2 separate regions of the Mus musculus genome follow, and region 2 is linked to region 1. Evidence: chromatin contacts called from ENCODE Hi-C or POLR2A ChIA-PET data. All regions are on one chromosome and are shown on one strand. The core of a region is the stretch at or near the end of the contact, and the rest is flanking DNA. Distances in the headings are between cores, read along the strand shown. Region 1 holds the start of Csnk1e (casein kinase 1, epsilon). Region 2 holds the start of Tmem184b (transmembrane protein 184b).

Region 1 (4,685 bases), core at 223-2,722:
CTTAGGATCCCTACAGGAAAGGGGGGGCTGGCTGTGTACTCACAAACACCCCCCCCCCCCAAAGCCGGGTTTCCACTAACGCCGACTCAGAGACCATACATGGCATCTGGGAAAGCCACAGGTTAGGAAAGGAACATAAATATACTGCATCCTATATTACATAAATACCCACGCCAGGTTATATAAATACCAGTGCCCTCTGTCTGGGAGTCTTACATAAATACACTGCACATGACCCCCCAAGCCCCTCTCCACTCACGGCTCTCTGCACAATCACCAACCCTGAAGGACCCTACCAACGCCAGGGTCTCCCCACCCTGGAGACCAGAGCCCTGGAGTCTAGCGTGTCCCAGCCCTCCTCCACTTAAAAGCCCCCCTCCACCGCCACCCCAAGAAATTGACTTTGGGGTGGGGGCTCCTTCAGGAAATCAGAGTAGCTTTCCAATTCTTCACTCTGTCCCTTACGGGAGGGGTGGGGGAGGGGAATAAACAAAGTTAAAAAAAGGGGGGGGTGGCCATGAGGAGTCAAGACTTCTCAGCTGGTTAGAAAAATTACAACTACAAGCAGCTGGGCACATGGGCAGTCCCGTGTCACCCTGCCATACACACACACCTCCTGACACACACACCACCCACCTTCCACAGGGCCAAGACCCTGGTCAATGAATCAGTAGAATAAAAACTGAAGGAATGCCCTAAACCTAGGAAAGGCGTCCCAAACGCAAGTATTCATTGGAACTGCACCCCCTTCTCTCTCTCTCTAGACCCCCTTTCCAAAGGGAGGCTATGCTAAGAAATATGTGGGGAAACTCTGGACAAAGTAGGGGGAGGGGGTGGCCTAAGTCGCAGCCCTGCCTCTGAGGCGCCCAGGCACCCAGCTTTCACAGGCTTGAAGCACAAGGCTGTCTCGCACACCGCAATGAGAAGCCAAGCGATAAATAACCCCCTCCCTTCTTCTCGCCACAAAGGAAAACAAAGCCGGTGGCCCGGGTGACCACGCACCCCATCACTTAGGACCCCCGCGCGCCCCCACCCTACGCGAGAACGGCCTCGGTGACCCGGAGCCCAGGACACAGAGGAGGGGCCGAGGCCGGCCCGGAACCCGAGCGCCCCCGGGACCCCAGCCAGGCCCCTGCCGCAGGTCCCCCGCCCCAACCCGGGGCCGCCTCGGTGCACCCGGCGGCCTGCGAAGCGCCCGTCCCCTCCGCGTCCCCGGCCGCGCCTTTGTCCTCACGGGCGGCGCCCCCAGCCCTGCGCGGATGCGCGTGTCCGCCCCGCGCTCGCGCAAAAAGAAAACACAAAGAGGCGGAGGGAACCCCGCTTCCCCGGCCCCCGATGCTCACCGCGCCGGGGCGGCCGCCGGGGCGGATGCCAGAGGATTCGCCGGGCCGCGGGCGCGCCAGCCTCTCCCCGGCCCGCTGCGCTGCGCTCGGCCCGGCCGGGCTCAGGCTCCGCGCTCCGCCGCCTCCCGCCGCCCGCCCCCGCCGCCGGCTCGCGCGCTCCCTACCCGCGCGCGCGTCCCCGCGGTTCCCATTGAGCCCCGGGCCCGCCCGCTGATGTCATCCCCCGCCCGCCGCCGCCGCCCCGGAGGATTTAAAGGGCCCGCAGCCCCCGGAGAGCGTGTTCTGACGCTGCCACCCTGGGTGAGGGGCACACAAAACTAAGATTTCCTATACTCAGGCCTTGCCCTATCTCCAGCCAAAGCTGCGGGGACCCCCGAGAGAATCAGCTGAGACTCCTGGCACTGCAAAAGAGATTTAGGGCTCAGTAGCCTGAAGGCTGTAGAGAACACTGGCCAGGGGCTTTGGGAATAAAGCATAGGGACTGAGGGGCGTGGACAAGGACCAAGGATGTGTGGTCAGAGAAAACTCCAGGCAGACACTTTTCTTTGCTCTGTCCTCTGCCGTTCAGATCCACTGTGACAGTCCCTCAGATTCCAACGTAGTTTCACCCATTGAGCCCCCTGCCCCTCACCAAGAACTCACACGTGAGTCAGGGACCCAGAGGTGCTCATTCAACAAAGTCATCCCCCAGACAATGCCTGAATGTCCTTAACTGCAAACGAGGAAGAAGGACCATAGCCTTCCCAGGTCATGGGAGAGTTAATGAAGGCTTCCCACCAGCTTCCAGCTCCACCATGGAAGGTCCCAGCACAAGGCTATTAAAATGATATTTACAGTGGGTCATGCAAAGCTCCAACTTATGACACACCTACATTCTCTCTCTACACACACACACAACTGTTACTGTGGACATAGTACCTCTGATCACCCCGGAAGCACATCTCAGAAAGAGTCACTTCATAATAACCGCATCTTCTCCCCGAGGCTGAGGAGATTGCTGGGAGACCTATAGACCAGGTCCTATCACAGGGCAGGAGGGCAGGATACTGTGGCCCAGAGAGGGCAAAAGGTCTGCCCAGGCCCACACAGCCCAGCAAGATGGCCATGTTCATCTGGTGGACCTGGGGATGCCGATCAGAAGACCAGGAGAATGAGGAGGAGCTGCCTCCAGAGGCCTCTGTGATGGTAAACCGGGCAACTGGCTCTCTCTGCCCAGGTGGTGGACTGAGCATGGCCCGCTTGGTGCTTTTTGGCTTTGCGTTTGTCAATTGATTCACAATTGGCAGGTTTTGTATGACAGGCCCGCATTCTCTCCTGAAGCCTTGGCCACGCAGGGCACAAATCCTCACCAGAGGCAGCTGGTCTGGACAGCAGTCAGCCTCAGTGGTCAGAGCCCAGGCCGTGGGGCCTTGGCAAGACTGAGCAGAACACAGCAAGCATCAATGTCCTCCTAGCAATGTTACCACCCAAACCTTCCAACATGGGCCCAGCTTTCCAAACGTAGGCCTGTTCTGCTGCAGCGCCAGGAGAGGCATTCAGCTCATTTAACCCTCTCCAGTGAGGACAGCAGACAGAGTTGATGTTCACTCTGTGGTTTCCAGAAAGGGAATTGGAGGTACCTCAGCCCTCACGCGGGGGTATGGATCAAGGGTGAACCTGTCTGGAGATGGAACTCAGCCAGCGCTGCCTAAAGCCACTCTCCTCCCCTTCTTGGTCATCGCAGGTCCTTTGGAACAAATCTTCCGTCTGGAGTCCACTGTCCCAGCTTCCCTTCCTCATCCTGTCACCTGCCCTCCATTTCAGGACTTGCAGCCTCTCCCAGGCCCACACCCTCCAGCTATAGACTCTCTGCTGGGTATCCAGGGGTAGCTGGTCTTAAAAGTCCCCAGTTCTAACACACACACACACACACACACACACACACACACACACACACACCAGGCCTTCAGAAGAGTACAGGGTGGCTGGACCTTCCTAGACTCCCTCTCCCAGATCTACCCCCCTTGGAAGGTGGCTCCCCACACAGCTGCCTTTTGCCTGAGCCTCTTCCTTCCTACACCCTCATGAGTCCAAGCTGTGAGCCCTCTACAGAGCTTTGCAGCTGAGCTCTAAGGGGAAACAGCCGTGACGCAAAACCCAGTGGAGGAGAGGGAGGAAAGGAGGGAGCCTTCTCCCAAACAGAAATCCTGCCTCATTCTAACAGCCAAGGGCTCCGCCTTCAGCTCCTCGCAAAGATCCTCCCCTCCAACTTCCAGCTTTCAAGCCCAGAGGTATAGCTGGATGGCATCTTTCCCGGGGCCACCCTCCGCTGACCCACAAGATGCAGGCAGACAAACCCAGCTCACCAGGGGCCACACCAGCTTTTGACAGTTCTGAGTGGTCAGGAGCAGATTCCCCCCTCCCCCACCCCCTGCTCATTTCTGAGCTGGACACTTGTACCATTTCTTACTTTCATACCCCTCCGGACCCCTGGGCCCTCTAGAGCACTGGCCTCGGGGCTCAGGCACAGCCTTAGACACCCAGCACAGTGCGGATGAGTCCAGGTCTCTTGACTATGGACATTCTGACTTACCAAGTGTTCAGATTGGTCCTAAAAATGACCTTCCCTTGCATGTCCCTACCTATGATTCTCTTGATGATCTGGGTGCTTCTCTGTTATGACCTCCTGCCCTGGCCCTGGCCCTGGCCATTCAATTGCCTGGTACACTTTCCTGAGAGCCACATGTTCACCATGCTCTTCGGGGGGTGGGGCCCCTCCATTCTCAGGCCTTCAAGAGAAGGCTTTCCTGTCTCCTGACTTAACAATCCTATCGCTGGCCTGCCAAGATGGCTGATTGATGAAAAAAAAACCTCAAGACCTGAGTTGGAGCCTCAGAACCCATATTAAGATAGGACAAGACTAATTTCACAGGGTTGTCCTCTGACCTCTACATGGGCTCTGTGGCACCAATGCAGCCCCACCCACATAGCATCAAACAAAATTTAAAGTCAGTTGTATAAAATCCATCCGGGATCCCGGACTCCTGCACTCTGTCGCCCACAAACACTCAGTGCTATAACACACTCTGGGTGTGTTTGTTGTTTATCTTCTGTCTCCCACTTAGAGGACTTCGGTCCATGAAAGTGGGGAGTTGATGCTATTTTGGCCTCCACTGTGCTGTGAATATCTATAATAGTGTCTAGCACCTGGTATGTGTTTAATAAATAGCTGATTGGAAAAATGGACAGCAAAGAGGTTTCTGCCTCCCCCCCCCCCATTCAAACATGAATGAAGCAGCGCTTGCTATCCCCTGTTATCAGGCCCTAGCAACAGACCACACTGCCGACTCATGAAATGCACCC
Region 2 (4,886 bases), core at 374-2,873, 39 kb before region 1:
TACAAGGCAACTTGGGCAAGACCCAGGGATGAAGGATGCTACCAGAGCCTACTAGTCCCACACTGACAAGGGAGTCACTTAATCCCCATCCCGTCCCACCCCACCCGCCTTGACCTGCTGCCTCAGTTTCCTAACCCACATCTATGCCCGATACATTATTGGCACAGCTGCCCTGAGAACAAACTGGGAAAATACACATGGAAAGCAAGAAGTCTCTGAGGAATGTTAGTCACCCAGCTTTGGCTCGACTGTCCCTTTGTACTGAAGCCTTTTTTTTTCTTTTTCCTTTTTTTTTTTTTTTTTTTTTTTTTTTGCTGGCTTGTCCATCCCCCCCACCCCCCACCCCCCAGCACTGAATCCACCTCCATACTCCTCAGTCTTTTGTCTTCTGTTTCTGGAATCCCTGTGATTCTTTCCAATTCTGATTCTGCCCCAAGCACCTGAGAGCTCTTCGATGCCTCGATCCTCACATCTGTGTGCGGGGTGAGCACCAGTCTAGCTTCTGGGGCTCCCACACCCAAGGGTTCCAACTCCGGCCCTGCACAGAACTCTCAAGATACTCAGATGTGCCGAGCCCAAGGGCCCACCAAACTTGTTGACACGAAGAGGGATGCTGCAAACAGCCTGTCAAAAAAGCCAGACCGTGGAGACCTGCACCTCCCCCTGCTGCTGATGCTGGTGGGGTGTGTGTGTGTGTGTGTGTGTGTGTGTGTGTTGGCTGAGTCTGCAGCACTTGCCTCCAGGGCACAGATTGCTACTTCTCTCCTTACATAAAGCACCTGGCAGCCAGATGAATAATACATAGACCTTCACCTCACACCCAGGTATCAGGCAGGCAGACACCTGCTTTGCCCCACCAAGGCCTCCAAGGAGGGAGGGATGAGATGTCCCGCCTCATACAGTCCTCCAAGAAAGGATACAAACTAAAAATCCGAGCCCGTTCCCCAGACTCCCTAGCTTTGCCACTGCCTGGAGCTCCTTAGCCCCAAGCTAAGCATCCAAGCAAGGTGTCCAAGGGCGTGCCCAGGCAAACAGGCACCACACACCCAAACCAATCTCTAGGGTTCCTTTGAACACCCAGCATCCTGGGAGCCCCAGATCCCTATCCCCCTTCAAATCTACTGACCTGTGTGCAAAGCGCGCGCACACCCCCATTTACGCATGTACCGTCTCAAGGGCCGACCACCGGGCCAGGTCAAAGCCACTGCACTGAGGACCGACGTCTCCCCGCCCCGTTCGGTCGTGCCAGGCTGCAGCACACCCACCGCGGTGCGCACAGTCCCATCGGTAAGAGGCTGGGCCCCGCGCCGCCCACCCCGACTCCCCCACGAGCAGGTCCGGTTACACTCAGGGCCCCGCCACGCTGGCGAAGCGGGCACACCCACGGGCCGCTTGGGGGCCTCCGAGTCCCTGCCTCCCCGCGGGAAGTCCCCAGAGTGGAGTTCTCCCCAAGGTGCAGCCCCCGCCCGGTCCCCGTTCATCCCGTGCATCCGCCGCCCGGGTACCTCAGGAGCCCATGGCGCTGGAGACTGCAGGCGGAGCAGGCGGCGCCGCAGCCCGGTATCTCGGCCGCCGCTGGCGCGTCCCGAGCCCCGCCGGGTACCGCCGCGCCGCGCCTGCGCACTAGGAACGCCGCTGGCGGGGGCGGGGCCGGAGCGCGCCGCTGAGGTCACTCGCCGAGCCTTAAAGGGGCCGCGCGCTGCGAAGCACCACGCGCAATCTCGGGTCAGGAGAATGGTGAGGTCCTCTTGCAACTCGCAAACGCACCGCGAGAGACCCAGGGCCCAGGTTTCCTAGTCCAGTCCCACCCACCACAGTCCTGGGATGCACAGTCTGACCCGCGGGATACAGACTGTCCCGGACACTCGCGAGCTAGCTTGAGTTTCAATTCTCTGAAAGCCTTGTATATGCCAACGCTGAAGGTGAAACGAAATCTAGTTGACGTTTGAGACAGGGAGGGTGAGTGTGAGACTGTGGAACGGACTTCCACGGAACGTTTTGTATAGTTATGCAAAATGAAACTGCTCTAGTGGAGCTGCCCCACCTCATTCCTAGCAGCCTAACGAACCGATTCTAGAGGAGTCATTCCAGCCCCTACCCCACTTTGATTTGTGAGGTCCTCGTCTTACCCAGATGACTGAAATGTGTAATATGCAACCAAGTTTATTTTTATCTCCAGCTCCAAATGTCTACCGACGCCTCTTACTTAGCGGGCTCAGCTGCTTTCCCCTCCACACACATTTCTTCTTCACAGCATTCCCCAATCCCTGCTTCCAGTCTTCAAGCCAGAAAGTCTAGTATTATCCTTGAGTGCTGCCCTCCCTCTCCCCCTCGTCCCATCAGCTTGGGCAAGACATCCTGTATCCCTAGACTCTGACCTCCACACTACTGAACTGCTGTCATGTCCAGGCTCTGCCCAGGTACTGTGAGCATCTACTTAGCCCGATTTTCCAACCTTGTCCTCGGCGGGTCTGTGCCAATGTGAGAATCAGGGATTCCTTTAAAAATCCAAATCGTTGGAGGAATGCTTGCTTACCATTCACCAGACCCTCAATATAATTCTTTGCACCAAAGTAAACAAACAAACGAACCCACCCAAGATGAACTATATGGCACTTTGCTCAAAACCCTTAATTAGTTCCTCATGCCATTCCAAATGAAGCCAACATCTGCAGATCTCTGCACAGCCTTGATCCAGCATCACCCTCCGCAGGCATGCCTGGCCTCATCTCCTTTTCCTGAACACTGACCTCTTGCTTTCCCTACAACCAAGTACAAGCATTCAGCTTCCATGCCTTTGCACCTGCTGTCCCCTCTGCTGGGGCTACAGTTTCCCCAGACATGTCTTCAAAGTCTTGCTTGGCTGGCTTTACTAGGGAAGCTGAAGCAGGATTGTTCTGAGACAAATACCTCCTTCCCAGAGTAAGATTGCTGAGCCCCTCACCTGCAGTCCATAGTCAACATCTCACTGTGCCCTGTTCTCCTAATAAAAGTTCATTTCTAACACGTATCGATTGTTTTCCTATCTTATTATCCATCTTCCTAGTGAACAGACTGTTGCATTAACTTTGGGGAGATACGTGCCCCAAATAGGAAGGCACCCAAACAAACCAAAGATTCTACACATCTCCCTCCATGAACCTGTGAGTTTATTGGTCATACTATGGCAATGTGGGTGAGGGGTGGGGTTACTGGCATCTGTAATATGTAATTCCCCTCCCCTCACCCCTGTCCCCAAATGACCTTTGGGAGTTAAGAATTCTTGGGAGGTAGAAAATTCTAGAAGCAAGCCACTCCCATAAAGCTGGGGGGGGGGGGGGCTCATTACCCATGCTGGACTGGGACTTATTTCTTTCTTCTTTTTTGTTTGTTTGTTTGTCTGTTTTTAATCACCCTTAAGAAGCAACCGTTCACTCTTGCTCCTATAAGCAGCTGACAGACTCGTTGACTGTTCTTTAACCAAGCTAGATGGAGCAGAATCATTCCTTTATTCTGTGGTCAGTCCCTTCCCTGGGATGAGGAGACATTTGTTCATGTCTCCCCAGGAAAAGTGCATGCAGCAAGGATGAAGATGTCTGACAGTTTCTTGTTTCCTGATGAAAATTAGTATGCTGCACTGGGAGTACTGGCAAGCACGTACTGAAAGTATCTGTAACATGGACAAATATAATAGCTAGGTCCTAAGGGGGAAGCTCGGGGTACTTGAGGGGCCTGAGTTCAGCCCTCATGACTACATGACTGAAGGAGAAAACCAGCTCTGACCTAGAGGCACACACAGTGACATGAGTGCACACACACACACACACACACACACACACTAAATAAATAGATAAAATTTTTTCAAAGACAAAAAAAGCCAAGAATAGTAGCCTTTAAATGCATCATATCGGAAGCAGGAGCACTAAGTAGATCTCTGTGAGTTCAAGGTTAGCCTGGTCTATGTAGCAAGTTCTAGACCAGCCATGGCTACATAGTGAGACAGTCACTCAAAGAAATAAATAAGATGAGTGATAGCAGCGCACGCCTTTGTTCCCAGCACTAGGGAGGCAGAGGCAGGTGGATCCCTGTGAGTTTGAAGCCAACCTGATCTACAGAATGAGTTCCAGGACAGCCAGGGCTATGTAGAGAAATCCTGTAGACAGAGAGATGAAATGACCTCTTTTGTCTTAGTCAGGTTTTTTGGTTTTGGGGGGTTTTTTGCTTGTTTGTTTGTTTGGTTTGGTTTTGGGTTTTTTTGTTTGTTTGTTTGTTTTGTTTGTTTTTTCGAGACAGGGTTTCTCTGTGTAGCCCTGGCTGTCCTGGAACTTATTCTCAGGCTGGCCTCAAACTCAGAAATCTGCCTGTCTCTACCTCCCAAGTGCTGGGTTGAAGGTGTGCACCACGACTGCCCAGCATTTAGTTAGGGTTTCTATTCCCACACAAAAAAAAATGACCAAGAAAAGCAAGTTGGGGAGGAAAGGTTTTATTCAGCTAACACTTCCACATTGCTGTTGATCACCAAAAGAAGTCAGGACTGCAACTCACATAGGGCAGGAACTTAGAGGCAGGAGCTGATGCAGAGGCCATGGAGGGATGCTGCTTACTGGCTTGTTTTCGTTTAGAACCCAGGACCACCAGCCCAGGGATAGCACCACCCACAGTGGGCCCTCCTACTCTTGATCACTAATTGGGAAAATGCCTTACAGCTGGATCTCCTGGAGGCATTTCCTCAAGGGAGGCTCCTTTCTCTGTGCTAATTCCAGCTGTGTCAAACTAACACATGAAACCAGCCAGTACATCTTCCCAACCCAGGTTTGAAATGTACAGCTTCTCAGTGTTTCCTGAAGAGTTGCTATCTCCTGTGGGCAAATTCCTTGCCCCAACTGTCACTGTGTCTACACCACTTA

Evidence for each region. A loop is a pair of places that touch in the nucleus more often than their neighbours do. ChIA-PET counts read pairs that join two places held with the same protein, here RNA polymerase II (POLR2A).
Region 2: a loop to region 1 is called in a map of heart, with 4 times the contacts of the local background. The contact joins the promoter of Tmem184b here to the promoter of Csnk1e in region 1. A Hi-C loop is called at or near these places in 16 of 37 maps with a recorded cell type or tissue (T-helper 2 cell, adrenal gland, gastrocnemius and 3 more). POLR2A ChIA-PET finds 5 or more read pairs at or near these places in 4 of 5 experiments (Patski and embryonic stem cell).

Annotation. Positions count from the first base shown.
Region 1 is chr15:79,440,585-79,445,269 of GRCm38, forward strand. It overlaps Csnk1e (casein kinase 1, epsilon), which reads right to left and starts at 1,473. Exons shown (of 11, transcript NM_013767.6): 1 at 1,344-1,473.
Region 2 is chr15:79,401,680-79,406,565 of GRCm38, forward strand. Tmem184b (transmembrane protein 184b) reads right to left here and starts at 1,624. Exons shown (of 9, transcript NM_172608.1): 1 at 1,506-1,624.